Regions from separate parts of the Homo sapiens genome. Here region 2 is linked to region 1. A link is a loop called in an ENCODE intact Hi-C map of the cell type or tissue named here. Cell type or tissue: endothelial cell of umbilical vein. All regions are shown on one strand. Each heading gives the region's core, and the rest is flanking DNA. Links, peaks and the distances in the headings are about the cores only. Region 1 overlaps MINDY4 (MINDY lysine 48 deubiquitinase 4). Region 2 holds the start of ADCYAP1R1 (ADCYAP receptor type I).

The links. Hi-C counts contacts between places; a loop is a spot of excess contacts. Peaks named below come from ENCODE experiments on the same cell type or tissue, not always from the same donor. Only the 100,000 strongest peaks of a DNase experiment are listed, where the experiment ranks them.
Region 2: a loop joins it to region 1, with 4 times the contacts of the local background. A loop is called at or near these places in 2 of 110 quality-filtered maps.

The regions. Positions count from the first base shown.
Region 1 is chr7:30,791,822-30,807,908 of GRCh38, reverse strand. All of the region lies in intron 5 of MINDY4 (MINDY lysine 48 deubiquitinase 4), which reads right to left. The region is part of intron 7 of INMT-MINDY4 (INMT-MINDY4 readthrough (NMD candidate)); the gene reads right to left. Among named protein-coding and RNA genes, the nearest start is that of MINDY4, 28 kb to the right of the region's middle. RefSeq lists enhancers at 6,994-7,123, 7,990-8,109. In endothelial cell of umbilical vein, for the core only: a CTCF peak has its summit at 7,048 (motif pointing left); DNase peaks (open chromatin) are centred at 6,998 and 8,198.
Region 2 is chr7:31,050,517-31,066,603 of GRCh38, reverse strand. ADCYAP1R1 (ADCYAP receptor type I) reads right to left here and starts at 14,296. Exons shown (of 16, transcript NM_001118.5): 1 at 13,926-14,296; 2 at 3,289-3,410; 3 at 1,668-1,773. The coding sequence starts at 3,339. In endothelial cell of umbilical vein, for the core only: a CTCF peak has its summit at 6,869 (motif pointing left); no DNase peak of the experiment used is centred there.

The DNA.
Region 1 (16,087 bases), core at 6,011-8,510:
TCACATCTCCAACAACCGAGCTCCCCGAGTGAGCAATTCCTGTCCCTTTTAAGGGCGCACAATTCTAACAGAGTCCGCGTGAGAGGGTCGTGATCAACTGAGCAAGCAGGGGGTACGTGACTGCGGGCTGCATGCACCGGTAATTAGAACAGAACAGAACAGAACAGGACAGGGATTTTCATAGTGCTTTTCTATACAATGTCTGTAATGTATAGATAACATAACTGATTAGGTCAGGGGTCAATCTTTAACTACCAGGCCCAGGGTGTGGCACCAGGCTGTCTGCTTGTGGATTTCATTTCTGCCTTTTAGTTTTTACTTCTTCTTTCTTTGGAGGCAGAAATTGGGCATAAGACAACATGAGGGGTGGTCTCCTCCCTTAGACCAGACCGGCTTTTTTTTTTAAATCTAAAATGGATACTTTCAACTTCTCTTTTCTTCTTTTAATATACTCCTAGGAGTGTGTTGAATTTTAAAGATATCTGATCTTCCATGTCAAGGCTACAAAGTGACTTGAGATCTGTTAGGGAGCTGAGCAGGGGCAGAGGGAGACTATGGGTGTGAGAATTCTGTGTGTGGATGGGTTTCTTTGGCAGATCCAGGGGTTGATTCCTAGATACCTGCCAAAATGCCCTTATAAGATCATTTGCCCTCCATACAGCAGCTTCTGGAATACGGCCACTCAGTGTGCCACTGCTCCATGAGGAGGTGGACATGAAATAATGGACGTGGCTCTCAGCCTTGCCAAACAGCCTCTAATCCTCAGATGGTGGCAAAATACTTGGTCTCGGTTTCCATCTGGGACTTTTTCAGTTTACATGATTTCCTTTTCTTCTCATTCAAAAGAAATTTTATTTAAAGAAGAAAGGCTAAACAAAGTGACACTGGGACCAAAGGAAGCAATATCAGTTATAGAAATGCCACTGTCCTCTCTTAGACTTTCCATGCATCTTGACCCTTTAAACAATTGAGTGAAACCCTGGGCTCAAGGCAGAAGCAGGGACATGGAGGACCACAGCCACATGGGCCTAGGCAAGTGGAGCCAATTGTGCCAGCCCATTGTCCAGGCCTGACCTGGGAAAACCTTCTAGAAGAGAAGAGGGTAGGAAGACACATCTGCCTCACCCTCCAGAGCTTTCAAACAGACCCACCTTCCCCTAGCCTTCAATAAAAAAAGAAGGAAATGCCTCAAGGCAGGCAAATTCATTCAATCCACAAACGTTTCCAAAAGCCTGCTATATGCCTGACCCCAGGGGAAAGACATGCCCAAGGGCACAGGAGCCCTGGCCATGGCTCTCACAACTAACCTGAACATTTCTCTTTTGACCATCACAATCTTCCATAATCTGACTCCAACCTCACTTTCCATCCTTCTCACAAAATCCCCATCTATTCAGGAATATATCCATCTGTTTTTTTTTTTAAATGGGTGTTTTGGCTAACCAAATAGCTAGAGTGGGGGGAAGCTAATATTTATTAAAATAACCATTGTGGGCCAAATATTTGATATATTTTATTTTACTTATTCCTTATGACAATCCTAAAAAAGTTAAAAGAGGCTAAAAAGTTTTTGCCTTTGCCCTGTTAGTATATGGCAGAGCTAGGATTTGCACCCAAATCTGTTCAATTCTAAAGCGGGGCCCTTTCAACCTCACCATGCCAAGTTACTAAATATGTGAAAGATGGCGAGCCAAGTTTCAAAGTCTCAGAATACAATACAATGCAATGTTTCCCAAATAGCAGATCTCAATAACTGAACAAAGCTTTGCTTAATTGGAATAAATTTCAAGTAACTCAACAACTCTGCTGAGTAGAATTGACTCTTTCATTAGAGATTTAAAAGGCACTTCAGGAACTTGTAATGCCCTGGGCCCATCATTACAGACATCAATTATCGTTACTGAGCGTAACAGAAAATGACTCTGGTATTGTCAGCACTGTCCCCTTCCGGGCCCCACCCAAGCCCGTGCACCCTGCCTCTGTGAATGGTGAATTTCTTGTCTCTGCTGCTGGTGCAAACATGGCTCACAAACATGCACAAATCTCTCTTGTCCTGAATAAACGGCCCTATTCCTTAACCTTCTTCTTTCTTGAGCTGCCACCCTGTCCCTGTGTACCCTTCATCTCTAAACTTCTTTCACAAAGGCTCTCCACACATGTCCTCATCTCCTCCCATTCCTCAATACACGACAGTTGACTTTCTGCCCCGGAGCACTTTGCTCAAGGTGCTCTCTCCAAAGCCACCTGGGAACCGCCATCACCAGGCCCAGTGACCTCCCAACCTCTCCTAAGGGTCCGAAAATGCAACCTCCTGCCTCCAGGAGACTGGCTCTTCCCTCGCCTTGGGTGGGGCTCTGCTCTGACCACTCCGTTTTCTTGCCCTGCCCCACACCAAGCACGTGGTCTCCACTGCAAGATACTGACCTTGGCAATGTCCACCCTCCAAGGAATTCAGCTTTCAGCCCATGCCAGCTCCTCCCAACATTCCCTGGGATCTGCGTTTCTGCCCCACTCTTGACTGTGGAAACAAAAGCTCCACTGGACATATCCAGAAACAACTCATCTTCTTCCTGACTCAAGCAGCACCTCCCCTTCAGGTGCCCCTACTCCTGCTAACTGCCTGCCCAACCTCCCCTTCCTCCAGGCCCACAGTCCTCCTTGACTGCCTCGTCCTCTGGATTCTCCTCCTCAGCTCCCTGGCTCCTTACCCCTCTGGCACATCCAGGCCAGAGCCCACTTGCCTTCCCGGCAGGGGCCCTGCTGCCAGTCACCTTTCTCAGACCTGCTGCACCCCTAGACTCACCTTGCGGCACATCTTCCTGGTTAAAAAACAACAGAACCCAAAACACAAGAGAACTTTCTATCCCTCTCTATTGCCTAGAGAAGAAGGTCTGGCTCTTGGGGCACCTGTCGGGCCTGCAGTCTACCCTCTTCCCACCACTCACACATCCCCTGGGCTCCAGCTACACCAACTTGCCCACCTCTTTGCTCACAGCATCCCCTCGGCTTGGGATTCTTCCACTCTCTGAACTGCCAGACCTGCCCTCTATGTCCTTGCTAATGCCAGCTCTCAACAGTCCTCTTCCCCCAGGTCAGGGCCAAGGATAATGATTAAGACTAAGGCCCCAAAAGCCAGAAAACCTGCATGAACTCAGACTGCTTGGTCATTTTGTGCCTCAGTTTCCCCACTTGTAAATATGTAAAGTTGCTGTCAGGATTAAATGAAGTAATACATCCAAAGCTCCTATAAGAGGGCCAGTCAGATAGTGAGGACTCAACAGATATCGACAGCATAATTATCCCTGAAACTATCCAGACTCTATCTCTGTGGAACTCTGCCAGATCCCTTATCACACTCATCTTTTTCTTAATCCTGTAGTACATATTTGTCGGGATGTCTCAGCCTCTTGGGAGCAGGAACCTCATCTTCAGCATTTCTCTCCCCAACACCATTCGAACAAGCAAGAGGCACTCTATAAATGCTTTGTTGAATAAAATTAAATACCATGTATTTAGATTGAGATCAAAAACTGTTTACTTTATTGGGAAAAGGCCCCACTTCTGAGGGACCTATGACCACAAAACTGGCCTCAACAGGAAATGAAAGAAATCCCATGGCTTTACTAACTTCTTGTGGAATGAGTAGAGAAAACAAAGTAGAATTTTCTGGAATGAGGCACACACATGGAATCTAGCCATACAGGAAGCTGCCCTGGCAGATCATCTTTGTGATTTGAGGAACTCTGCCCAATATGCCCCTAACATAACTCAGCATCAGGGGCCATCTTTCCAAAATGGAGACACCACCTCTGACAGTCACAGCAGAATTCCATCCCTCAGCCACCATTTGAGAAAACCAGCCCAAGAGTCATGAGGGAAGGCATACACCCAGTACTCCAGCAGGACTGAATGGGATTTGGCAAGGGAAAGACTTTGGCTCTCTCTATGTCAGGCCCCAAGGCATCCAGCCTATCACAGGGTAGGAACAAGGACGCCCATCTTTTCCCTAAATAAATGCCATGATCCTTAGGTGGAGCTATGAGCTTAGGTTTTCTCCATGACCCACCATAAGTGTACATTATCCAAAAATGTCTGCAAATGCAGCAAAACCCAATGCAGGCCGTAGAAAAACACGCTGGGGAAGAACAAGAGAGCTGCTTCAGTCTTTAGGAATGAGACCCCAGGGATACCAGCAAACTTTCCCCCCTACCCCAAAAACAAAACCTCAGGCTTAGAGCAAGGCACAGAAGAGTGATGAATATGTTCCAGGCACAGTAATAAGGCCTGAAGAATAAGACTGCCCCCTGCCACACAAAACTGGGTTATTCAAACCCACTCAGCCTTCAAGGCTCAGCTTAGCCCTGCTTCATCCAGAAAACCCCCTCCCTCTCCTCTAAGCTCCTACGGCATCTCAATTAGCACCATCCATCTGACCCTGAAACAGATCTGCCTGCTATTTTTAGTTGACTTTTTCTGTGTGCTAAGTCACTAATTCTGCTCTTCTATGAACTTCTTAAGTTAAGGAAAGACCTCATACTTCATTCTCCCCTTCCAAATTCCAAGCAAAGTCAAGAATCCATCTCAATTCTTATTTATTGGAATAATTCTGAGCAAAACTCAAAAAGGTAGGGACACAGACAAGTCACCCCTATACTCAGGCAGCTGACAGTCCAGCAGGAGGAACAAAGTAGCCTGTCAACTCTCTCCAGCGTGACATGTGCCATGAGAGGTCTGAGAAACAGATCATGTCCAAGTATAGGTACAGTGAAGAGATCAGGAAAGGCTTCTTGAAGAAGGCAACATTCCAGACGACTTAAAGATGGGGCATCACAGTTGGGACAGTGAGTTGGCTGGTTTGATTGGGTGGGTTGGTTAGTTGGTTGGATGGAATGGATGTTTGGATAGTTTGTTGGTTGACTAGATGGTTGGTTGGCCGGGTTGGTTAGGTTGGTTGGTTGGGTGGGTTGGTTGGTTGGGTGGGTGAGATGATTGGATGGGTGGAATGGTTTGTTGGATGAATGGATGGTTGGATGGTTGGTTGGGTTGGTTGGTTGGTTTGGTTGGTCGGTTGGGATGGTTGGTTGGTTGGGTGGTCAGATGGCTGGTTAGTTGTTTAGTTGGCTAGATATATGGTTGGGTGATCAGGCAGTCATGTAACTAGTTTTGTATGAACAAAAAAATTACTGAGTAAATTAATGAATGCCAACAGGCAAACTAAAGTTCAAATTGTTTCAATTATATGAAAGACTTACCACTTTTAAGTTTCACGATACTATCACAGACAGATTAGCATAACTTTCCCTTCCATTCTCCTTGCTAAGTGCACTCTCTCATTTGCTTGGCACTTATTATTGCCAGGTACAGAGACATGGCTGAGTAAAGACAGAGAAATAAGGCCCCATTCCAGGCCTCAAAAAGTTCATGAATATAAATATGAGTTATCAAATCATTGTTCTATACTGAGGGTTGTCCAAGATACTGAAGGAACAAAAGAAAGCAGCCAAACTCTGCTAACCAGGATAGGATTAGGGTGAGATAATCAAGAAGCCTAAGGTGCAAAATTTTAAGAGACCTTCCCTCTCAGGTTAATGCAGGTGTCCAGCCTGCAGCTGAACAACTGTGAGAGTGAGTAGCTCCTTACATTTTGCATCCTAGATGCTTCACCTCACTCAGCCTTGTTCTGGTCCTACTAACCTCTATGTGGGCCTTTATATGGGATTCTGGTAGCCAGGAACTGCTGGAACATAGCTAACAGAGCAGCACAAAAGCATCTTGGAGTGAGAAAAAAAGGAATACAGGAAAGATTCTCCATAATACCACTCCTGCTCTCTCACACTCATCTCCCAAATATTATCTCAGAGCCCAACAACTTCCTTCCATCTAACAGCTGCTACTTCTCCTGCATGGAACATCTTCCCAGCCTGTATCCCAGGACTCAGAACCTAGGATGGAGCTGGCAAGGGCCCAGGTGTGGTCCAAGGGAGATCTCAGAGCTGCCATGCTGATGTCCACAGATGGACAATACAAGATCACTCATCTTCCCTTCCAGGGGGATGTGTGGCCACTCTCTCACTTCTTTAGCCGCACTTTCTGGATCTCAAAGGAAATCTGAGTCAAGGGAAATCTCTTTCCTCTGCAGACGCATCAGATCAGAGACTTGGAAACCATGGAACTGAAGGTACCTTGGGGTTATAATAACCACACAAGGTTTAGGGGTCATCAACCCCATTTTTGGAGGGCTCAGAGTGGCCTGTAACATGCACTGGAGCTGTTTCTCATGTTTAATCTCCTGTGCCTACTTTCAGGAGGCCAGCAATCAGAAGGAGAAATGGCATTCCACTGTGGACTGGGGGCACATGTATAGGGTAAAATGTGATCAACAGGCTGAGAAGTGGGGAGAAGTGGCTGAGCATCGGGCATCAATGGCAGGTGTGGAGGACAGCTGTATCCACCACAGAAGAGAGGTCCCCAGAACAGGTTAAGAAGGTGAGGCTGAACCAGTGCAAGAGCCCAAGCAGGCCACTATCCACACAGGATGACCGGCATGCTGGAAAGGAAATAGGTATTGTGTGTCTCAAGAGTCAGATTTTGAACCTTAATAGTCTGATGTGAAGTCCAAATAATGCATAAAGACAAATTAAAATGAAAATTCTCCCCATTACTCATCCCATGAGGTGCAGATGTTTTCAGAGCTGGGATGCTCAGAAGCAGGGAACAGTCAATGAACCGCAAATGCCACATCCTCTGTAAGCCTCCTCCAAGTCCCGGCTGGCACAATTCATTCCCCCTCAGGACACAGAGAGGCATCTGTGCGCCCGTGGCTTTCACTCCAGATCTGGGGGCCTCCAGAGGCTCTAGAGGACCTGGGAGAGTTTGGGATGCACTTGTCTCTCTCCCCCTGGACTGCTTAAGAAAGGTCTGGTAGGGCCTGGTGAATGTCCCCTGAATTAAATTATGCAACAAGGGCAACGAGACTAAATCGCTGGGGTTGGGAGGATTGATGAAGATCTGCTGCCATCTACTGTCCATTCTTCTGCAAAACCTGAAAAACTGCCAGGCATCCCCAGTGTCAGAGGAGTGTTTCAATGCAAAGGCAGAAACACTGAGGCTTTGGGCCCTTGGCTGTATCAAGGCTGCAGAGACCCACAGCAGAACAAGGCAGGTTAATCTTCCCCTGGATCTGTGAATTAAAAGTACAGCCATTCCTTCTCCAATGTTACTGGTTTACCAGGAAGTCTTTTGCATTAAACACTGCCTCTCCAAGCCCAGGGCCCTCCTGCCCCCTCAATAGCGTCCCTTAACTGCTCCCTGAACTTCCACTCCTTTGTGAGGGCCACAATTTAGCACCCAATTACACAGGGCATCCCAGTGCACCCTGGGCTTCTGGAGGCAGGGAACCATATCATGCACTGGCATCCCCAGTGCCTACCTGGGCTATGACACCTCTGAACTCACTAAGACAAAAGGACGTGACCCAGCCACAAAGCCAGTAATGGGTAATATGATGCTCTTGCAGAGGGCTGCACATGTCATGATGGGAAAGGCTGTCTGAGCCTGGAAACAGTTTCGTTTCAGTCTCACCTTCTGGAGTCTGTATCCTAACCTGTAAAAGATCCCTGCTTGGCCCATCTCACCAGGGCATCCAATGCATCTAAGGTGATATCCAGGGACAGGCTTTGCAGTTTATCTTTACTGTAATACCTAGGGGTTGGGTGAATGCAGAAGGAGCCATGAGAACTGACATGGAGGCCACAGGTGTCCCACCCAGCTGCCTCAGACAGGTAAATACTTCCCAGCTGCTGTCAATGTCAGCTGCTAAGGGCTCACAGCTGCATCCTTTTCTGGAGAATCGTCCTTTGCCAAACTCATCTAGGAGGTTGCACACTGCCCGCCCCACTCCAGGATGGGCAGCCCACAGCCAATGACTAAGAGGGGCACAAAAAGCTCACTCCCTTGCCTTAAACATGGGACTAACTCTGAGTCAATTCATGCTCCACATCTCCCCAGGGGATCAGCCTGAGCCCTTAGCCCTCACACCTTTGCTGAGCTCCTTCCCCTGCCCAGTTCCACTTTCCTCACCCCACTTCCTCCTGAGAGCATGCCCCCAACAAATTACATGTACCGGAATCTGACTCAGGCTTGGCCCCTAGGGCATTGCTTCCCAAAGCTTGACACGCATGACATCACCTAAAAAGCTTGTTAAAACCCAGATTCCTGGGCTCCACCCCCAAACTTCTGACTCAGTGGGTCAGACAAGCTGTTTCTAAAAAGTTCCCAGATGATGCAGATGCTGCCAGTCCAGAGATCACAGTTTAAGAACCATTGTTCTTAGGAACCTAACCTGAGAAACCATTCAACAAGTAATAGGCAAAGGGGTTAGGGATGGTGGAATTTAACCTTGCCCTAGTCAGCCTGCCTTCAGCTCAAAATGCTGCAGCCAGGAACAGCCTGGAACAGGCCTCCAGTGACAGATGCTCATACTCAGGGCTGGGAGTGATTCCAGGTTGCTGTGTCCTAAATCCATTTACTATATACCCACAGGTGCTCAGAGGAGCCTATAGTCTAGGAAGGACTCCAAAGTCACAGGACCCTGGTTTACAGGCTCATTATTTACATAAGATGAGCCTTAGAGAGGTCAACTGAATCAAAGTAATTCAGAGATTACAAAAGAAGTCAGAAGTCTGGTCTAGGCATGTGTAGAGGGTAGAATTGGGGAGCCATTACAGAGCAGCCCATCCTACCCCTTCATTTACAGACAGGAGCACAGAGGCCCAGAGAGGCCTGGAGGTCTGCTCAGCAGACTGCAACCTGCAAGCACAAGACAAAGAAGTGCATGACATAAAGGCAAGATGGGGACTTGCTTTTACTGTCCTTAGACAGTAGCTGTGAGCAACCCTACTAACTTGGGCTCTAGTAATAGTCCTGGTGTGGAAGCCTCTTAAACAGCTTCAATAAAACCCCAGTGCCAGAGGAGAAATGTCACAGCACAAAAGTAACAGGACAGCTCACTGCTCACATGTGTGGACTGCAAGCACATGGACCCTGAACTAAGGCCACAGGAAGGCCAGTTCACAAAGAAACACCACTGGCCTGATAGAAAGTAAGATGCAGGGCTGGGCGCAGTGGCTCACGCCTGTAATCCCAGCACTTTGAGAGGCCGAGGCGGGCGGATCACAAGGTCAAGAGATTGAGACCATCCTGGCTGACATGGTGAAACCCCGTCTCTACTAAAAATGCAAAAAAAATTAGCCAGGCGTGGTGGCGGGCGACTGCAGTCCCAGCTACTCGGGAGGCTGAGGCAGGAGAATGGCGTGAACCCGGGAGGCGGAGCTTGCAGTGAGCCAAGATCACGCCACTGCACTCCAGCCTGGGCGACACAGCGAGACTCTGTCTCAAAAAAAAAAGAAGAAAGTAACATGCAGACCAGAGGTATAAATTATGGCCCAATGACCATGACCTAAACCTGCTTCTCCCACAGTCTTCATTTCAGGGAACGGCAACCCCCCTCTTACAGTTGTTCAGCAAAATCTTTGCAGTTATCCTTGCCTCCTTTCTTTCTCTAACACAGCACATCCAATCCATACACGAATCCCAATGAGATATGTGGTTTCGGTCAATATCAGACCACATATATCACAGTGGTTCCATAAGATTATAGTATCATATTGTTACTGTACCTTTCCTAAATTTAGATGTGTTTAGATAAACAAATACTTCCCATTGTGTTACAATGGCCTATAGCATTCAATACGGCAACATGCTGTCCAGGTGTGTATACTAGGAGCAACAGGCTAAGCCATTTAGCCTAGGTGTGTAGTAGGCTGCACCATCCAGGTCAGTGTAAGTACACTCTATGATGTTTCCACTTCAGCAGTCTCGAGGAGAGAGACAGGTGCACCCCAAACTCTCCCAGGTCCTTCAGTGCCTCCAGGGGCCCACAGATGTGGATGCGCTTCTGAAAATGCACTTCTCAGAACATAGCCCTGCTGATGTATGTCTGTATGTATGTATACACCCATATTCTAGCCCATGTCTCACCACCTTCACTGCCATTTCCCTGATGCAAGCCACCACCAGCTCTCTTCTACTACTGCAGTTGCCTAACTGGTCTCCCTGCCTCCACACTTGCCTTCCTCCTTCCACACTTGAATCTATTCAACACAGCAGCCAGAGGGACCCTATTAAAACACAAGTGAGATCACAGCATGTCTCTGCTCGACCTCCAAAGGCTCCCATATCTCCTAGATGCGGGAGTATCCAAAGTAAAAGCCAATGCATTCAGCAGCTTCCAGGCCCCACATGACCAAGCCCTTGCTTCCTTTCTTGCTTTTTTTCCTCTCTCCCTCATGTAGTCCAGCCTCAATCAGTAACATGCTCCCACTGCAGGGCCTGTGCACAACTGCTGTCGGCATTTGCGTCCAGAGATCAAAGTGCAAGTTCCCTGTCTCCTTTCTGGCCTCCTCTCAAGTGTAACCCTCTCTGGTAGGTTTTCCTGGCTACCTCTTTATAAAATAGCAGCTCTGTCCCCAGGGCTCCCTGTCACTCTTCCATGATTTATTTTTCCCCTTAGCACTTGTAATCCTCAGATATGTTATATATTTCCTTGTTTTGGTGTTATTGTGGGCTGCCTCGTCTCACTGGAAGTGGAAGATCCAAGAGGGCAGGGACTCAATCTGCTTTGTTCACAGCTGACTGGCTGGTGGGTCTGGCACACAGTAGGCCATCGCAGGTGGTGTGCTGGTAAATGTTAACAACTGGCTCTCCAGGGATGGGGACCTTGATTTGCTGCATTTGCCAATCTCCATGGTATAAATATTCTAAACATGACCAATTCCAAGCTACCAATGTGATGTCACTGAATGCAAAGTTAAGAAGGGGCACTAAAAATCAGCATTCGAAGCCAGTACAAGCCATCTTTAACATACTGCTGGTCCTTGCTAAATAGTTGTTGAATAAATTAACTGAATAAATGAGTATGTCTGTGAATTGACAGGGTCTTTTTTTTTTTTTTGAGGGTATGACTCCAGGAATTCAGAGTCTGAAATCAAGTCTACCCAAAACCAAAGGATCTGTAACATGAAGAGCAAGACATCATATGTTGGTTAGTGACATCTGTGATGGAGGCTTTAAGTGAATACAGGAGGAGCATGCCTATTTAAAAAGAAAGCTTTAAACATTAACTACAAGGGAAAACAGAGTTTATGAAAATAACTTTGCTACACCTGCAAAAGCTCAAGTGAGTCATTTCCTTTCTGTTCTCTGGGGCTCTATTTTCCCCGCCTGCCAAATAAAGGGTTTGGATTCTAAGGATCTTTCCAGCACTGACAGTCTATGAAGTTAAGAATGTAAACAAGTCCTAAAGATGCATGTATTCCACCCTGCTTTTTAAAATGCTTAATTTAAAATCTTTTTTAAAAGTCTAAATTAGACTTCAATTGCATGGACTATATCATACTTCAAGGCTGTATTCTGGGAAGATACTCACTTTCTCCAGGACAAAATCCATTTCATGAAATTAATGATGACCCTAAGCTCCATGGACTCACCACAGCAGGCCCCAAAGCTAGACATCCTCCCCTCACCTAAGCCTGCTGCTTCTGGGGATGGCATGGCTGTGGGTTTCCTGTTGCCTTTTCCACACAAGGTCCAGATAAAAAAGAGACAGATGTGACAGTGAGACAGGGGGAAATGTGAAAAACACAAAAAAATCTTTTGAGAGTGGTCAGAAGGGAGATTGAGAGAGTAGATGAATATTTTAAAAACCATAGTGAGACAAAAAAAAAAAAAGTACAGTGCTCCAACAAACAGCTGCCCTCTGTGGCAGGCATAAAAATGACCCCCTCCCTCAACTATGTCCACATCCTAATCCCAGACCCCCTGAATGTGTTCGGTTACATGGCAAGGGGGGATTAAGGTTGCAGATGAAATCAAGGTTGCTAATCAGCTGACCTTGAGATATGCTGAGTGTTCTGGATCAACCAGGTGGGTCCAAGGTAATCACAAAGGTCCTCAAAAGCAGAAGAGGGAGCAGGAAGGGGAAAAGCAGAAAGAAGGCAGCCTGAGCAGGATTCAGCCAACGTCACTGGCTTCAAAGGTGAAGGAAGGGAGCCAAGGAATTCAGGTGGCCTCTTAAACCTGGAAAAGGCAAAGAAACAGATTCTCCCCTAGAGGCTCCAGAAGGAATGCAGCCTGCTGACACCTGGATTGCAGACCAGTGAGACATCCTTCAGACCTCTGACCTCCAGAACCATCAATCTGTGTTTGTCCTCAAGCCACTAAGCTTATGGTAATGCTACACCAGCAACAGGAAACACATGCACCCCTCTATTTGCCTATACTGTCAGGTCATCTGGTCCCTGACCCTGATGGCCTGTGTGACCCTGGAGAGGTCTGTGCCCCTCTCTGGGCCTCAGAACCCTCATTTATACCATAGGCCTTCATATCTTGGTACCCCTGGATCCCACGGCTCCATGGTTGAAGCCATGTGACAGGGCACACATTTGCTCACCAGCCCTGACCCTTAGATGTCAGTGCTGTGGCAACTGCTGTGGGTTGAATTCCTAAGGGAGGATAAAACTCTTCTCAATTCATGACCACAGTTACACCCAGGTTTCTGAAGCTGACTGAGCAAGTAAGTGGCTGGAACTTGTGCAGCCTATGCCTACACCTATTGCTAGATGCCCAGCATGGTGTGTTTTGAGTTAATCTGCAGAAAGCCAACTGTAGGAGTGTCCATGTGGCCATCTGCAGGTCCAGAAACTCACTCTGAGGGGCCCTCAGACAAATGACAGGCCAGCACACCCCAACGGAGGGCTGTGAGCAACACAAGTGAGGTGCCTCCAAAGAACCCACCTTCACAAAGTGCCCCTGAGGAGCCAAGAGGCTTGGAAGACCTAGCCCTGGGGGGTTGTAAGTAAAAATTTCCTCTCCCATGCTCCGTACTACATCTGAAGTTTCCTGAGGGTCTACTCAGGTCAGGTGTGTGGGTGACAGCAAGAGCCACAAATGTGTAGAGAAAGGCCCCCGCCCGCAACACAGCACTCTAGCGAGAGGGAGAGAGAGACGAGGGTTAGAGGACTGCCCAGTCAGGGCCAGAGTCCCCATGGTTCTGAGTGATGGTGAGAGGAACCCAACAAGGGCAGCCCTGACAAGCCAGCGACAAGTGACAGGTGGCCCCAAACAGCCACAACCCCCACAATGGGAGTCCAGGTGACATATTTTCCAAGCATCTCTTGATATCAAAGGGCACAGAAGAAAAACAAAAAATAAACCAGAAAATAGTCCCTTCAGCTCCCGGAGTCAGATCTGAGGAGTGTCAGAGTTAGGAGGGCCTGACTGCACAGATACTCACACCGCCTAACATCTCAGCAGGTTGCATCCTCCACCTGCCCCCTAACCCCACCTGTGCCCCTAGGTGTGACTTCCATGGATTTTCCTGAACCTGATGTTTGGAGGCCCAAAAAGGGCCCCAAGTAGCTCCCTCTCCTCCAGCTTCCTTAGGACAGAGCGGTGGAGCTGGCTCTGTGCATATGGCCAGCTCTGATGCCATCTCACTGCACTTTCCCACGCTTTAGAAGAATTATATGTGCACATGTGTGTCTCCCCTTGAAGAACTCACAGGACCTGGTACACACTAGGACTGAGACCCATGTTTACCAAACTGAATTAAACAAAAAACAAGGGGAAGGGGGCACTGATGGAGGGGAGTTGGGAAGGGCAGGGGATGCAGATATATTTACCATTGGGATTACTTTGGCCCTGGTTTCAAATCAAGAGCACTGTGTAGAGTTGTGTAGTATGTGCACTACACAAAGACGCCTCGCTGAGGCAGTGAGAGAGAGCTGAAATCCAGCCCATATTCCATTTGCCAGTCTGTGTGCCCTTGGATCTGCACCCACCCAGAACCTTGTCAGGTTCCTTGGATTCTCTGTGCCTCAGTTTCCTCATCTGTGAAATGGGGATAATAATTGCTGGGTTGAAGGATGCTTTTTCTCAACTCCCAGTGTTTTCTAGAAGTTTGAAGAAGGCTCTGCTGGTCTGGCCCACCTGGCCATTCTTCCCCTCTTTAATCACTCCACCCTAACGGAGGAAGTGTGAATTATATGACTGATAAATTCCATAAAAAATAAAAGGCATTTAGGCTCAGCTTTACCCTTTTTCCTCTTAGAAGTGGGCTGCTCTTCCACGGGCAGCCCCTCCCCACCATGTATTATATGAGAATACCTGCCCTGGGCCCACGATGGGAGGCTGGCTTGAGCCCAGGAGTTCACAACCAGCCTGGGCAACATAACAAAACCCCGTCTCTACAAAAAATACAAAATATTAGCCAGGTGTGTGGAAATAAGTGCATCTGTGGTCCCACGTACTTAGGAAGCTAAGGTGGGAGGATTGCCTGAGCGTGGAAGGTCAAGGCTGCAGTGAGTTGTGATTGCGCCACTGTGCTCCATCCTAGGTGACAGAATGAGACCCTGTCTCCAAAAAAAAAAAAGCAAACCAAAGACATTTCCAAATAAAAACTAGAAAAAAAAATTTAACATACCTGCTAAAAAAAAATACTAAAGGAAGTTATTCGAGTAAAAAGAAAATATAAATGCCATAATTATTCCAACTAGAATAAAAAATTATCGACTGGATTTAAAGTTCCAAATACATGCTGTTTATCAGAGATAGGCTTTAACTATATACTAGAAGGAAATCTCAGCAAATATCAAAGGATTGCAATCATAAAGAATAATACATATATAAACAATTAAATAAACAATATATATAATATATATATAAATATAAACAAAAAAAACCCTAAATGTATGAAATTAGTAGTACATGCCTAAATAACCCATGGGTTAAAAAAAAAAAAGAAACCACGATGGGAATTAGAAAATATATTAACTAAGTTATACGAATATGTAACGTATTAACTTACGGAATACAGACAAAACATTACTTACAGAGAAATTTGCAGCTTTAAAACATATTACAAAAGAAGAAGGCTGAGAATCAGTAAACTAGAAAATAATAGCAAATTAAACTCAGAGAGAATAGAATGAAGAAAATAATAAAAATAAGAGCAGAGGTCAATGAAATAGAAAACAAACATAAAGCCAAAAGTTTTCTTTGAGTATATTACACAAATGATAAATTCCCAGTGAGACTAGTTAAGAGAGAAAGAACATAAATTACCAATCACAGGAATGAAACAAAGACATAACTACAGATCTCACAAACTTCAAAGTGATAATAAGAGGATAATATAATTATACAATTTTATACCAATAAATTTAAAACACACATATAAAGTGGCCAAACTCTTTGAAAAAATACAACTTGCCAAAACTTACACAAGAAGAAAGTTGAAATTTGAATTAAAAAGTTTTTAATTGAACACATAATTTAACACCTTTCAACTTAATGCACAGAAAATTTCTCCAGTAAATTCTCCCAAATATTTAAGAAAGAAATCACATCAATCTTACACTCACTCTTCAAGGGGATAGAAAAAGAGGGACCACTTCTAGCATAACCTAGGTATCAGCATCTGACAAAGCTGTTGCAAGAAAGGAAATCTGCCAGCCAATCTTCTTCATAAACCTACACACAAAACCCCTACACGAAATATTAATAAGTCAAATCCAATGATATATAAAAAGATAATATATCATAGCCAAGTGGGATTTATTCTTAGGATGTAAGGTTGGTTTAACATTCAGAAATCAATCAATGTAGGAATCATTAAGGCTTATTGTAAAGAATAAAAGTAAGGATAGGATGAAAAATAAAATAAAATAGAAATAATGCCCAAAGGGAGCCTTGTGGGAGCTGATTCATCACTGTATCTCTGGCTTCCCACAAGAAACTCTTAGCCACGTCTGCCTGGCCATGTTGCTGCAGGTATGTTTTGGGACCATCTGCTAAAGCAAGCTTGTCCAACCCGCAGCCCACATGCAGCCCAGGATGGCTTTGAATGCAGCCCAACACAAATTCATAAACTTTCTTAAAACATTGAGTTTTTTTTGCAATTTTTTTTTAGCTCATCAACTATTGTTAGTATATTTTATGCGTGGCACAAGACAATTGTTCTTCCAATGTG
Region 2 (16,087 bases), core at 5,565-8,064, 260 kb before region 1:
AAGCAAGGATCCAGTTTCAATATATGAATCCTTCCCACAAAGAACTCATCTCTTCCTCTCCTGAGGACACCTGCAGGTGAGACCTCCTCCCCAGCACTGGCCTGGCCCTTCCAGGGATGCTGTATTTCCAGCCTGGCATCCATCTCCCTTCTCTGCCACGACATCCCTGTGGACAGGCCTGTCTTGCCCTGTCAGCCCAGAGTTCAACAAGCAGGTGAGCAATTAAACTGCACACAGCCTACACCGAGGTCCCTGTCCCACCCCAGCCCCTACCTTTATTCTTCCCTCCTGGATGATTTTGTCGCTCAACCCCAAATGTATCTGAGACACGCAATGCAGGAACAATGGCCCTGGGTTGGGAGCAGGACACCTGGGTTCCAGACCCACCTCAGCCTGATCCTCCATGTGATCCACACCATCCCTGCCCTCAGGGCTCGGCAGTCCCATCCTCCAAACAGAGACTTGGACCAGATATTCTTGGGATATTCTTTGGGTCTCCTCCAACTGTGTGCCCTTCTGGCCCCCTGCCTCAGTTTCCCTCACTGGTGGGGCCCCGAATCCACGTTCAACCTTGGTTAGGGCTGAGCAAGAGCTCAGCGGAGGCAAAGGCCGGCACGGTCCAGAGTAGCTCCCTCACCAGTTAATGCTCACTGAGAAGCAACTGGCTGGGCAGCTCCGTCCAGTGGGACCATTCCATTTAACTGGGCTGCAGATTAGTCAAGTGCTTAAATACATGGTGCTCAGAGGAGCCAGGAGGATCCAGAAGGAAAATGAATCCCTCCAGCCTGAGCAGAGAGCCCTACCCTTAGGCAGCACGGAGCCAGTCCTTCAACGATTAAGGCAAAAGTGAGGTTGGAGAGGCCTCTGTGATGCCCCCTCCCCTAAATCCCCAACTTCCCCTGAGGCCAAGAGCTGAGGGCGCCTTTGCTCTGTGAGCCTTAGCTTCCCATCTGCACAATGGAGAGTTAGGAGAGGGGTTCGATGGGGCCACTGGTTCTTACCAGGGATCGTGCCACTCCCTTGGGACATTTGAAATCTTGGGAGGCATTTTGTGATTGTCATTGGGATCGGGGACGTTATGGGCATTTAGAGGGAGAGGCTAAGAACGCTCAATGTCCTGCAATGTGTGCTTCCTCCAGTGGAGGGAAGCAGGACCCTCCTCAAAGGCAGCCCCAGGAGAAGCGTTGTACCCAAGTCTTCAAGACTGAAGTTCCTGCTGCTGCTTTCTTCTCTGGCTTCTGATGCAATGAGCAGAAGAGGTGGGAAAGGACCCCACGTTTCCTGCCCTGGGTTGACCAAGTGCTGTACAGCTCAGCCACAGGCAATAGCTGTGTCCCTGCTGCCACCAGGCCCATGCTGCCTGCTAACAAGCTCTTGACAGCCACTGCCCAGCTCAGGCACCAGTGCTATCCCAGCTCCTGTGGGAGAGAAGGCAGCCATGTCCAGTCACCCAGAACAGCTGTGAGGCATCCAGACCACATCAGCCTTGAGGAGAGCAACCCCAGCATCATTGCCCAGAGCAGATCCAGGACATCAGTATTCTCGAGGGCCTTCTGAAGTCCCCAGAAACCCATACCTTGACCACTCACTGGCCGAGCCTGAGCACAGGAAAACAGTTCTAAAAGCTGGCACTGGGGACGTGGCATGCTCCCTGCCGCCCCGCTCACCTGGAGAGGAATCATTGAAGCCCATCAGCTCATTGGCCCTCTGGATCTTCTCCAGGCACATGGCTTGCTCCTTCTTGAAGATGCAGTCAGAATGCATGGCAGGGGCCTGTAGGAGAACACAGGATGGATGGTGGGAGCGGGTAGGAGGCCCATCTGTAAGCTCTCCTACCAAAGCCCCAGGGGCAGTGTCTTGGGGGGAGTGGGGAGCAGAAGCAGAGAGGAGGGTGACAAGAGATGTCAGGGCCAGCAGGGGCCCTGACATTCACCTTGAGAGACACCATAAGGGCTCTTCTCAGTCACCAACTCAATGTGTGGCTTTGGACAGGTCCCACTCCCTCCTGGGGTCTCAGTTTCCACATCTTATAATAATATTAGCAAGCGCATATAGCACTTCACTCTGTGCATGCATTATTCTGAGTGTCATATGTGTGTGTGTGTATGGATCTGGAGAGTACTATGAAGTACTATTTTTATCATTTTCCATTTTACTGATGTGGAAACTTAAGTACAGAGATGTTAAGTCACTTGCTCAAAGTCATATGGCTCAGTAGGCTGAAAAGCCAGGATTCGAACCCAGGAGGCCTGACTCTAGCAGCCACGAGGCTACTACTGCAGTTTAGAGGAGAAAACAAGTGGTAGGGGAGAAGTCAGGCTGAGAAAGCTCATTTTCTCTCTTCTCCAGGAACTCAGGAAAAAAGTGCCCCCGGCAGCTGCAGGCTAAGGAGCAGTGCTGCTATTTAGTGGGGCCTACTCGCCACCCTTATTTACAGAAGGAGAAACTGGGGCTCAGAGAGGTTAAGAAACTCCAGCCCAAAGTTATACCACTGGTTAATAGCAGATATGGGCTTCAAGTTCAGGACCAAGTAACTTCACAGCCCATGCACTGCTATCATGACAGCTGCTGCCAAATGCCGTCCCTTTAACTCAAAACCCCAGGGCAGGGATGGTTCCCAGGGGGATGTCAGCAAGTGTGGAGGCAGTCACAAGGCATTTGATTGCCAAGGGCCATTTTTGGGGACATAGTCCAATCCCTACTATTCACAGATGTGCAGGCAGTTCTCAGGGAAAGGGACAGGCTTGTCTATGGCCACACAGTGAGTCAGGCCAGAGGCAGGACTGGTACCCAGGGTTCTGAGGACAGCCTCACCCACTGCTACTCTGAACTCTCAGGTAGAGTGGCGGGACCAAAACCTGGGAGTCCTCCTCTGCTCACTCCCCATCCCCACCTTCACTCAGGGAGAGACCTGAGCAGGGGGCAGGCTTCTGAGTTCTATCCTGGCAGGGCATTGTGGGCTGGTGACGAGAAAATTGAAAGAGGCTTCTGCAGCCCTGACCAGGGCTCCTGCATTCAGTTGAGCAGGTTGTGTACTGTGCAACTCTAAAGGTTGCATCATAAAGATTTGTAAATTTTGTAATCATTTCTGGTCAAATCAGTACAGGGTCTTGAGGAAGGCATGTCTTTTCTGATTCACACAAAGGCACTGGGTGGCCCAGTGGTGGTGTTGGCAGAAATACCAGCCAGATGAAGAGCTGAGCTGAGGGTACAGAAAAAACATGAGTTCTCTGGAGCGGGGACTCAGGTGAGCCTGGGGCTCCCAGAGAGATGTTCCTGGGCCCTTACCATAGGCAGCAGGAGGAGAGCAGCCAGGGAAACGTGCACGACACCAGCCATGACACTTCTTGGCCAGCACCACTGGCCTCCCACTGACAGCAGCGGCAGGTCAGCCCCAATGTGTCTCTGGGCTAGAGAGGAAGGAAAGGTGTGAATCCTGTGAGCCCAGTGCAGTGGCCGGGGGCAAGACCACCTCCCTTCCTTATTCCCCCAGCTCCCTGCAGCACGGCTCTCAGCCTCCAAGGATAACCCCACCTCCCTGCCTGCATCCGTCTTGCTCTTTCTTCTTCTGCCCTGCAAACATGTGCTAGGCACTCAGTCTGTGCTAGGTGCTGGCGATACTGTGGGCACACACTGGCTCAGCTCCACCAGTCTCCTGGCATGGTCTGGAATGGCTTTCTCCTTGGCAACAGAGGGATTGCCTCCCCAAACCTTTGCATTTTCCCCCTCCTCCACAGTGACAAAGTTTTAGCTGGCACATGCATGCTCACCTAGAGATGATATTTCCTGGTATCTCTTGCTTGGAGGTGTGGGCACATGATGAAGTTATTAGCACTTATGGAATGTGAGTGGCAGCATGTGGTCCCATCTGCACCCTCTGTGCATGAGGGCATGGCATGATCTCTGCTCTTGCTCTTTAACCCTTCCCAAATAACAAACCCCACTTTGACAGTGTGGACGTGAACCGTATCTGAGTGGGTAGGGCGCAATGCTGCAAGAGGAGGCAGGATCGCCAAGCAACCTCGTGGAGCCCAGCCACCCAGCCTGCCTGGAGGCCCACCTAGCCCCAGACTGTTACGCCAGAGGGAAACCACCTTCTAGCTAATTTACCCCCTTAAAAGGCCTCTTTGTTCCAGCTGCCTGGCCTGGTACCCTAACAATTACACCCACTTTTTGCCCTACCTCACTCTACTTCATCTTCGGGATGAAGTCTTAAACCATGACACGGAAAACACGGTGACAGGTGAAGCATGTGCTCAGGCCTCAGAGCTGCAGGAGCTCCAAGGGGGCAGGCCTGCAAGGACTGGGGCCACTGGTGGGGACCAGAGAGACAGGTTACAGGGAGTCAAAAAAGGAGGCTGCAAGAGCCCAGCACGCTCCCAGGGGAAGAGTATACTCTGCTTCTAAAATTGATCATTACGACATATACCCTACAACACAGCAATTCTGCATCTGATAAATATTTGCAATTGGACAAAAAGAAGCATATGCAAGCACATTCACCACAGCATCCTTTAAAATAGCATCAACAATAAAAAATGGGACAGCAAAGCATCCGTCAACAGGCACTGCTAAATAGGCTCCAGTTCAGCTGTACGATGGTTATGGTTATTTAAAAATTATTATTACTATTAAATTATTATAAAAGAGATTGAGTAGGCCCATATCAGGGCACTGCTAACCCACAGGTGCCTGGCCCGGGAGGCCATGGGGGGCCCAAGCAAATCCTACATGTGCATCCCAACCATTAGTCTTCGCACACCCCCCCACCAGCAGGCAGAGCTGCTGCACCCCAGGGGTCTTTGTGTCCCTCACTCTCTGCTTAACCACGTCCCCTCCCTCTCTCCTTGCCTCCCACAGGGCCTCTCCAAGCTTAAGCTGGAGATAAGCAGGCATCCAAAAAGCAGAAATAAAACCAGCTGCAGGAAGGCTCAAAAAGAGGGAGCCCCCATCTCCCCATATTATGCAGAGATGGGGAGGGAGGCCTCAGATATCCCAAGAGATGCTCCGAGAAGCCTGGGAGCCATGGCAACACTGGCCCAGCCTCCTCCTGTGGGTCAGGGAGGACAGGGCAGGCTGGGCAAGCACTGGCCTCAGCACTTCTAGGCACCCTGAGGCACCATCTCTACCAGGCACTCAGGCTTCCGTCTCTGTACCAGCTCCCAGGGCTTGCCACGCCCCTGGTGGCCACAGGCTGCCTCTGGCGTGACCTAGCACTGGTGGCCCCTAAAGGGCTTGGTCACTTCTACCAGCCCTGGGGAACCCAAGGCTCTGCCTGCAAAGAGACAACCCTCCTGACTTGCCTGGCTGCGAGGGAGGAGTGTCTGGCACCAGTGACAGAGGCTGGAGGCCATCTCTCTAGGCCAGCAGAGTGTTGCAGGCAGATCCTGCAAGGCAGAGAGCCTCCAAGATCAGGCGTCGATTCCCTGCACCTTCCGCGACCTCAGGCCAAAAAGGTGAAAACAGAGCTCCTTGCTCCCAGCAACACGTTGAGGTGGCAGCAGCACTACCCCGGTTAGGACTGGGCTGCCCCCTAGCAGATACTCACTGCTTCCCCAGCAAAGCCCTAACCTCTGACCCCAGTATGAAACCTGGGCTGCCCACTAGAGTCATCAGAGCTTTCCACAACTACCCCGGGCCAAATGAATCAGAAGCTCTCAGCTGTGGTTCGGGCAGCAGTGTTGTTTAAAGTTCTCCAGGTGATGCTCGTGTATAGCTAGAATTATAAAGCCTCTATTTTAACCTTTATTAGAACCCAGGGAGCTGGCACAGAGGAACTAGGAGTTTGAACAGCTCTGGTGGGGTGGGGGAGCCGGTGGCAGCAAATAGACAGAGAGTGAGTTTGTGTTTTGAGGACTGGTGGATTTCTGATTCTGTTTCTCTCTCTTTCTCTCTCTCTCTCACACACACAAACACACACAAATACACAGAAATAGGTCCACAGAGATGATCATAAAGACATGTCAACCCTACAGAGACAAAGAGAGACATTTATCCCCAGGGCCACCACTTGAAGGTATCAATACAAACTCCCATGATGGGGATACACAAGGTGGAGATTCCTTCAGGGACCGACAGGCAACCACACACACACACACACACCACACACACACACTCCTTCACAGACACACACACTCCTTCACAGACACATAGAGGACCACACACAGAACAAAGATATGTGCAGATGTAAGCACATGACAATTCAGATATTCAGATATGTCACATATCAGACTGTAGATATACAGAACAATTCACGCTTACACACACTCACTCAGCAAAGGCATTCAGCTATAGAGAGGCAATAAGATATACTTGGATTCAGATATGGGTGCAGGTATAGGCACACATGCACATGTGTGTACATGCACGCACACATGCAGGGATGCCCAGACTTGCAGGGGCCTCGCCCCTGCTGTGGGAAGGGCAGCTTCTCAGCTGTAGCTGCGGTGGACTGAAGACAAGCTCCAGCAGAGGCCCCAGCCCCGACCCACCCCCAGCCCTCTGCTTCATCGCCAGGCTGCTTACTAGGAGACAGGTGTGTCCCCAGCCCAGTGACCCAGGGTAAGGGAGCTGGGGCACTCTCAATAGGGTGCCTCTTCTGGAACTAGACCCAGGGTTCTTGATTCCCACTGTTACCTTCTCTTGGTCCCCACACCCATTACAGTCCACCCCCTGCCCAACTGGACACAGACGCCCCCGCCAGCAAAGAGGAGGAGAGAGAGAACCTGGGAGCTCCCAGGCCTCGACTCCGCTGGGGACCTCAGGGATCACCTCCCGCAGCCTCTCCCCTCTCTGGGCGGTAATCCTTTCAGCCCCTCCAGGCACTTCTGCCCCCACCGCAACCCTGCACTGCCCCCAACTGGACAACGCTCAGAGCTTACAGACTTAGGCTGCCTGCCCCAAACCAAGTGCTTCTCTGCAGTGTCCCTCTAAGATGCCTCCCCTCACTTGCTGGCCACCCCAGCCCTGCCAGTGGCTCCTCCTCCTCCAGACTCTCCCAAGCTGCTAGTGACACCCTCAAGGGACAGGCCAAGCCCCACCACTGCAGCCCAGGGTTGATCTCTCCCCTCCCTGAGGATGGATTTCAGCCCAGCCACAAAAGTGGCTCAGGATGGGAAAATGGGTCACTCCATATTCCCTGGCTCTCTCTCTTGGGTCCAGACTCTGTTGGGGCAGATAGTTTTTGAGGATGATTAAAGTCACCTCCTGGCATTTAGTATGACAGACTTGGGACCATTTTGCCAGAGGTTTCTGCCCCAGGAGCTTGGGAAAACTGCTTAACTTCTCTGTGCCTTCTTTTTATCATCTGAAAAATGGGAATAATATTAATGTCTATCTCATAGATGTTACAGTGAGGCATCAGCAAATTTATACAAAGAAACTATAGAGTATATACTATAGCCTGGCACTCAGTAAGGGCTATACATGTGTTAACTATTATTATTATCTCACCACTTTGTGTTCAGACTTTTTGTACCCTGTTGCTGTCACCTCCACCCCCACAGCACCGTGTCACAATCAAAATGGGAATAGCAGGCCTCCTGTGCTTTTATTTACTAATGGCTAACATTTATTAAATACTTAGTATGTGCCAGACACTCTTCCAAGCAATAAACATGTGTTAACTCATTTAACCTGCCTGAAATAGTTACTAGCATTAGCTCCTTCTATGGCGGAGGTGACCGACACACAGAGAGGGTAAGCAACTTCCCCAAAATCACACAGCAAGTCCCTGGTAGGGCTGGGAAGTAAACCCAAGCAGTCTGGCTCCAAAGTTGGTGCACTCCATCCCTATGCTTCCACTGCCCTCTCTTACTGGTCAAATGAAGATCAGTTCAGAGTCCACTGGTACCCTAGTAGGGACCCCCACACACACCTCCAGGGGCTGGTCAGGTCCGCCACTACACCCATTCACATATCTATATCTAGTTTCCTCCTTAGGAAGAGTTAGTTACAGACACAACATTTCAGACCTGAAATAGACTTTAAAGCCCACCTCCCAAGGTGCAGATAGGGAAACTGAGGCCAGAGAAGGCGACACACTTTCCAAGGTCACACAATATAGAGCCTGGAGGCTTGCCTGGCAGGAATGGGATGTGTTACAGATACCTGGACTGTAAGGGAATTCAGGGGGATCCCAATAGCACACCATTCCCCTTTCCTCCTCAGGCCTCATAAGCCCAGCCACCGAACCTGGAGTGAAACTGACTACAGCAGCCATGTCCTCCTCTGAGTCGCTGCACCAGGAAGTGGTGGCCCCTGCACACACAGGATAGCATCATCAGGCAGCACATGGGAGCGAGCGGTGACTCACTGGGCTCGAAGACTTTCCACATCTCCGTGCAGAGGGGACTCAGAGACCCTCCAGCCATCCCTGTACTGTCCAAAGCCTGGCAGAGCCCTTCTGCTTCCCCTGGCTGAAGGCAACTCTGCTCTTGAGATGGACACTTGCCCCACTCCAGCGTCTGGCCCAGGCCCACAGTGGGAAGCTCTGATGTCCCTGTGCCCTTCCCAACCAGCCCAGAGCAGCACAGTTTCCTCTGCCTCACATAAGCCCACACAGGGGTGTGTGGACAGCCTACCCCACCTCTTCTTTGGGCCACACAGCCCTGGGACTCTCATCTGCCCATCATGGGGCTGGGGCCATCTGTGCCACCTCCTACTGGAATCTTCTGGCCACTCAGCATCCCTCCCCATCAGAGGGCAGGACAAGCCTGGATACCAGAAAGGAGATGGCCAGGCTAAGTACATCACTCGCCTACCCTGCTCTCCCCGTGCTCCATTTACTCATGACAGGGGAGCTGGACCGCCCCTACTTCCTCCTCTCCCTCCTAGGGCCAGGAACAAGGGACAGAAGGCTGAAAGATGAAACACTGCCCCCCTCCCACTCACCCCTCAAAGGGAGGGACAGAAGCTGCTGCAGGGAAGGAGGGGAAACCCTCTAGAACCTCTTTCCTCCTCAAGACCAGAGCTGATAAAGGGCACAGACAAACTCCTGGGCCAGGGGCCTCCCGGCAATGGCAGGCGTGACAAGGTGACAGGAGTCAGGCCACCAGAGGGGCCCCAGTGATGATCCCACTCATGCCCTGCATTTCGCACAAGCTTGGGTAGGGAACCAGGTCCAAAGCAAGGAAGGGCCAGGCTGGGGCACCTGTGCCCGTTGGCAGTATCATCCCATCTCACTGGTGAGGCTCTGAGGCCCTAGGAGACCAGGAAACTTCCCCAAGGTCATGCTGCAGAGTCCTTCCCAGGGTCCTGTGAGGAGTTCTCTTCCATACTGGATGGTGCAGGGACCTCTCCTGACCTGGAGGAGTCAGGGAGTGCACCCCCTGGGCCAGGTAAGAGGAGGGGGAGGAAGAAGGCAGAAGATAAATGCGGGGAGAAGAGGGAGGTAGGAAGGGAAAGGACGGAGCGAATGAGAGGAGGGAGGGGAGGAAGGAGAACAGGAAGCCTGGCCAGAGGGAGGCACAAGCTTGTGGAAATGTTCACTGAGCACCTACCCGGCAGGGGGTGTGGTGTGGAGAGGAGTAGCTCTGCACTGAGCGCCTTTCCCTTTGTGCAGACGCTGGTTAAGCTTCAGCCTCTCCTAAGTGAGCATGAGCCCAGCTCTGACGTGCGTGTGCCCACAGCACCTGGCACAGGCAAGACACACGAGTGCCCAGAAAACCTGGATGAGCGCCCCCTGGATGGATTTGGGAAGGTGATTCCAGGGTGTCAAGGAACACAACAAGATATCAGGAGGTGATGAGGTGGATGAGAAGGTGGAGGGCTGGTGCCAGTCTGTGGAAGCTGGAGGGTTGTTCCACCAGACAGGGGTGGGGCAATGAAGAGTTCTAAGCAATGGAGTGGAGTGATCAGCTTCTCATTTAGAAAATATCCCTTCAAAGGCTGGGGAGCAGAGATGAAGGGGGAAAGTGCAGGCAGAAATGTACCCTGAGGCCCTTTCCCGGATCTAGGGTAGAGGTGATGGGGGACTAAGCTGAGCAGGAAGGCGGTTGGGATGGAAAGTGGGGGACAGAATCCAGAGACACGGAAAAATGAGAGAGGTGTGTCTCCTTGGCCCACCCCCACCACAGGTGGCAGGAAGGAAATTTCAGGAGGAGGCAGTAGAGAAAGGAAGAAACAGAAGGCAGGACCTGGTTCACTACACAAGTCCACAGGCCTTAGATCAGCAGCTGGGAAGTTCAGAGGTGCCTAGGAAGGATATATATATGTTTGTCTCAGCCAACCCTCTGCAGTGCCCATCGATCAGGAGGGAGAAAGATGAGGGCAGCTAAGGCAATGCATGGAGTCTGCGGAGAGCTGGGATGAGAGTGTCCAGCCATCCTCCAAGGCCAACTCAAACCCCCACCACCACCTCCAGGAAGCCCACTCAGGCAGCACCCGCCCTTTATGACCTTGCCCTCCACTGAGAAGCCCTAGCCCTGAGATAAGGAGCCCCTCTCCTTGGAGCTGTTTCAGGTCTCATCATGTTCATTGTGAGTTTCGAGTCTTGTCTAGAAACAAGGGGCATGCCCAGGTTTCCGTGTGGCTTCCCCACCCATGAGGATGGGCACAGACTTGGACACAAAGGGTGAATGGTGAAGGGGGCTCAGGAACTGTTTGGCAAGCTCAAGTGACAGCAGTCAGTTTTTCAGTCCTGAATGTTGTCTCCAGGTGTCTTTAGAGTGGGGGAATCAATCACAGGGACAAAGCAGAGGCCAATCTGGGGGAGGGTGCTGAGGCCAGGCAGGGACCCTCTCCTAGGCCTGACCCATTAAACAGATGGGCACTCTGAGCTCCACGTAGAATGGAGCGAAGCATCCTAGGTACCATCAGGCATCTGCAGCTATCAGAGCTAAGCCCCTCCCTTTGTCAACCTCTCTGACCATTTATTTATCTTTCCTAACCTTACATCGCAGGAGCTGGCAACCCCTTCCAGCCAGTCAGATCCAGCCTGTAGCCTATTTTTGTACGGCCAGTGAGCCAGGAATGCTTTTTACATTTCTAAATGGTTGGAAAGAATTAAAAGAATCATATTTCACGACACAGGCAAAATGTATGAAATTCAAATTTCAGTGTCCATAAATAAAATGTATCAGAACAGAGCCATGCTCACTTGTTTACATATCATCTAAGGCTGCAGTAGGCTACACAGTGGAATTAAGTAGTTGTATATGGACACAAGCGTAAAATAATTGCTATCTGGCACTTTACAGAAAAAGGTTGCCTACCCTTGTTCTAGGCTTATGCAACACGCGCGTGCACACACACACACACACACACACACACACACTTTCCTCCATTCAATTCAATACTCAGCTGGACTTTTATTAATGAAGACCTTTGTGATCTTTGGGCAAATATCTCTGAGTCCCCGGGTGTGCCCAGATCTGTGTGAGAGGGTGTGTCTCAACGTCCATTTGTCTTTCTGGTGTTGCTTGTCACTATTGTGCCCCAGCTCTCTGGCAGGTGTCATAGAAAGCCTATATGCCGTCCCAGCTGTGTGTCATTCCCTCTCTGTGTGTCACTGTGGGGGTGGCTGTCACCATTTGCCTCTGACGGCATCCAGAGCTCGGTACAAACACGTCGCAGCTGAGGAGTTTCCAGTCTCCATCTTGCCAGGCGGCTGGACCACTAAGCCCAACTCATTCAGACCCTGGAATCAGATTCCTCTCCTCAGGGAAGGCTGAGGGTCTCTGAGGCCTCTAGGCCTTCCAGGGTGGAAAGCCACTTGGCAGCTCCTGTCTGGGGCATCATCCCTCTGCTCACAAACCTGCCCAGGACAGGAAACTCATTGTCACCTCCAGTGTCAGCCCCATGGTGGGTGGGTCTCAGGCAAGCAAGGCCTTCCTGGCACCGAGCTAAGCTCCGGCTCTGCACTTGGCACACCTTGGTTCTGCCCTGTGGCAGACAGCACAAGATGTCCTCCACTTAATCAGTGCCAGCCCCAGGTCAATGAAATGCTTGTCCCTGGGAGGGCGGCAACCTGGGACACTCCAGCTTAAGCCCTGTCCCCAAGAGAAAAGCCACCCTGTGGCCTTAGCTTTCCTAGCCTCTCAGCCACATATACTATAAACTCCCATGTGTGTATTTATTTATTCGACACAAATTGAGGGAGTGTCCCAAAGTTGACGCACAACAGAGAGAGGTGGCCATGTGAAAAGCCATGGGTCCCAAAGTGTTTCTCCAATCAATCCCCTGCCAGCCTGAACCTTATACAAAACAGGACTTAATGCACCCCTTAGCTTAGATCAGTCCCGAGAGTGCAGGAGAGGGATCCTTTCAGAGGCTCCCCACAGACACCTCCCCTCACCACACATGGGGACAAACAGACTTTTGGGGGTCTTGTCCCAGACACCCAACCACCCATGAACCACCCATGGCCAAAGAGGAAAAGTATCAGGCCCGCCTCCATCGTCACCCCACACACACTTGTTGATGGATCAGTTGGAAGAGCTGGCCCAGGGCCTGCTCAGCGTGTTCCACCTCCAATCTGTATGTTCAGATTTCGGCTTGTGTCCAAGCTGGTGCCTCTGCCTGCCCTCCCCAAGGTCAGTGAGGAGCAGAACTTAGCTTAGGACTGGGGACTCCACCAGTGCTACTTGTACCCAGCACCAAACTCATTTAATTGGGGTCTCCTGAGAAAACCTGGGTGCTGCCTGCTGCCCCTGCCCCCAAAGGCTCAAACATAGTTTTCCATCTGCTTGGGAATCCTACCGCCACTCAAAGCTTCTAGCTTGACCTTCAGGATGCTTGTCTGCCTCTGGCCAGCTGCAGTCCCAGGGCAAGTTGCCCTCCACATGCTGCGTCCAGCCCCTTCCCATCCCCCAACTCCTCCCCAGGGCCGCTCATGGGAAGAGCCAAATGCTGTGTCTTGGAGAGGGCCAGGGGGGCTTTGCGGGACATTGTAAGGCTGGGGAAGATAAAGGGAGTCTGACGCACCTGCACTCAAAAACATAAAAATGGTCGGAAGAATTAGCAGGTGTCCACCACCCCACCCCCATCTTCCAAAAAGGGGCTGAGCTCCATCCAGGGGTGAGGCTCCCCTCCTCAGCTCCACGTGAAATGCAATCGGCTTCCGGCTGGGTTCCCTCCTGAGGGTCTAGTTGCATCCATCGGCTCCCCTGTCCCTTCTGAGCCCCCTAACCTGCCAAGGTCCCGCCGAGGATGTGGCCTCCGCCCCCCGCAGCCGCCGCAGGAGCTTCTGCCTCTAAAGCGGCAGGCAGGGGTCTCAGCGGGCCCACTTCAACCTGGGAAGGCCGGTGCGTTTCCCCACAGACCCCGCAGGGCGTTTCTTCTGGGGACCACTGAAGCCCTGGCATCCCCAACCCCAGCCCCTCCGCGCCACGGGAAACGAAGACGACACTCTTTTGAACAATCCCGGATGTGTCACCACAGAGGGGCATTCTACACTGGCCCCTACCCCAACCCCCACCTAGCACATTGCTTGCCCACCCCTCAAACCCCGTGCGGATTGCGGTACCTAGCCCCGGGGGACCCTCCAGCCCTGCCTTCCCGATCCGCGTAGGTGCGTCCGTCCACCTAAGGGTAGGGAGGCATGTCCCTCCGGGTCCCTCCGGCCGCATGGCTTGCCTGCCCCCCTGGTCTCCCTTCTCCGCATCAGGAGGGGCGTGAGATAGCTAGGTCGACCCCCACCCCGGCAGTCTGCGGCGATCGGCCGCCCCGAGCGCAGCGCCAGACACTTGGGTTGGGGGGTGTCAGCCTGACGCGCAGGAAGGGCGCAGCGGCGGGAGGGGGCTTCATTTCAGATCTGGGAGGCTTGCCTGGCGCCGGCCCTCGCCCGCTCTCCGTCGGTGGAGGTCGCGGCTGGCGGAGACCGCCAAGCCAGAGGAGGGGATCCGAGGTCCCGGCTGGGCGAAGGTTCTGGAGGGGGAGAAGACGGCCGAGGCGTGGAGGGGCAGCCGCGGCGGGGCGACCCTTACCTGCTCACTGCGGGGCCTGTCCGTGGGGCCGGGGCAGACTCCGCAAAGGACGCGCAGCCTGCAAGTCCGCGGCCCGCGCGGCGCGGGGATGGGGAGCGTGTGCGCCGAGGAGCGCGCGCCGAGCCGGGTCTCCGCGCCTGTGTGGCCGGCTGGCGGCCGGGGTCCGTGTGTCCCTGCGCGGCGGCGTGTGCGTGTGCGCACGCGGGGACCACGCTCGCCCGGAGCCGCCGCCGCCGCCGTCACTCCCTGCCCGGGGCCGAGCGCAGCGCCCCCTTTGCCCGCCCCGCGCGGCGCGGCAGTCCAGCTTGGCTCCGTCCTGCGGGAGAGGCGCCGCCTCCGCCGCGAAGCCAGGCTGGGCGCTGGAGGGAGGCGACCGACCACCGCCTCCCCCTGCTCACTTCACAGGCTGGGGAGGGGGTGCTGCAGGCCAATGAGCGCCCGGGGGCGGGGTTAGATCGAGGGCGGTGCGGTGGGGGGCGCGGTGGGGGGCGCCGGGCTGCTCAACCCGACCCCACCCGCAGCACAGACTGGAGCAGGAGCTGCGGCGGGAAATCCCAGCGGCGGGGGTCGGGGGCGCTGAGGTGGAGCCCTCAGCCCCCTGTCATCCCCGTCTCCTCTGACTCTGGGCCTCCTGGGCTCACCACCCTCTTTCCAGTCTCTCCATCATAGCCAGGACTAGAAAGCCTTCTTTCTTCTCCCTAGGTCCTCAAGATTTCCTGTGTATCAGAGCCTGTCTTCCCTCTCCTCCAAGAAGCCTTCCTTACCAGGCAAGTCTCAGACCCTCCTTGGGCTCTTCTTTGCCCCTACCGCCCAGGCCTGGGAGGGTCAGCTAGTTTTGGGGTGCCTGTCGGGATGTCCTCCAATGTGACCCCCCCGCCCCCGGAGAAAGACCAGGAAGGGGATGGTGGTGCTTACAGGACAGAGGCAACTTAAAATATCAGACTGCCTGGCTCCAGTCCCTGCTGTGCCACAGCTCTGTGAGCTTGGGTAAGTGGCTCAGCCTCTCTGAGCTTCAGCTTCTTCATCTGCACAAGGGAACAATAGTACCGGCCCCCAGGTCTCTTCACAGCAGCATTAAATAAAAATGGTACACTCACCCCATAGTAGTTTCTCCCTGGTATCATTGATTCGCCGATGCTGAATAAATTACTATTGCTACTGTTATTACAGTCCTGTCCAACCTCCTCCTAGTGCAAATGGCTTAATAAGGAGAACTACACAGGTAAAGGTGGCCTAGCGGGTTGGCAGCGAAGCCCAAACTTAACTGAGAGTAGTTAGTTACCCACTCCCAGGCAAGTTCTCACCCTCTGCCCACCCCACCCAGCCCCCATCCCACAGCTGCTCCTGCCTGCCTCTGCTCTCGGTTTTTGGTCCCTGCCTCAGGCGTCAGTCTCTGAGAGCTCTCAGTTCTGCAGCCAGGCTCTGTTCTTGCCCATTCAAGTAAATTCTCGCTCAGCTTCCCTTTGGGTCCAAGTTCTAGGTATGGCCACCTTGTCCAGGAGGCCTCAAGAAGGGGGAAGGAGGAGGGAGAGCCTTGAGCCTTCCTTTGGGGTCGCCAGTCTACCAAAGAGGAAAGGACCTGTGGATGGAGAGGAATCCATATGGAAACTTGAAAGAAGCAATCTGAGGGCCCAGAAAGACGCGTGGAGGTTCCTAGGTCCATGTTTCTCTTTACTGACCAATGACCGCTGACCCCCATTGACACAACACACTGGTAGTCTGATTGGTTCATGTTCCTTTCAGTCCAGGAGAGCTTCCTGGTGGAGGAGAATATCAGTCTTATCTATATCAAGAAAGAATGAAGAGAAAGGAGAGAAGAAATAATGGAGAGAAAAGGGCCAGGTGCTGTGCTAAAATCAGACACAGACAGGACCTCCCTTTAATCCTGGCTAACCCCTTCTTAGCTTGTTGCCCTAACCCCTGAGAGCTGAGAGCCGCTTTCTTCATCTGCCTCCAACTCTGGTGTTGTGAAGATCAAATGAGATGATGTGTATAAAAACTCTCTATAAACTGTGAAACTAAGTGTGAGGGAAAGGAGGCTGCCAGGAGTCTCAGAGTCAAGAGGGACTCAGAGTGCAGGACGTAGAGGGCCTGGGAGTGAGAGGAAGGGTGAAGATCAAGGTCATCTATGGCAGACCAGCCCATCCTGGGAATGTGGATGG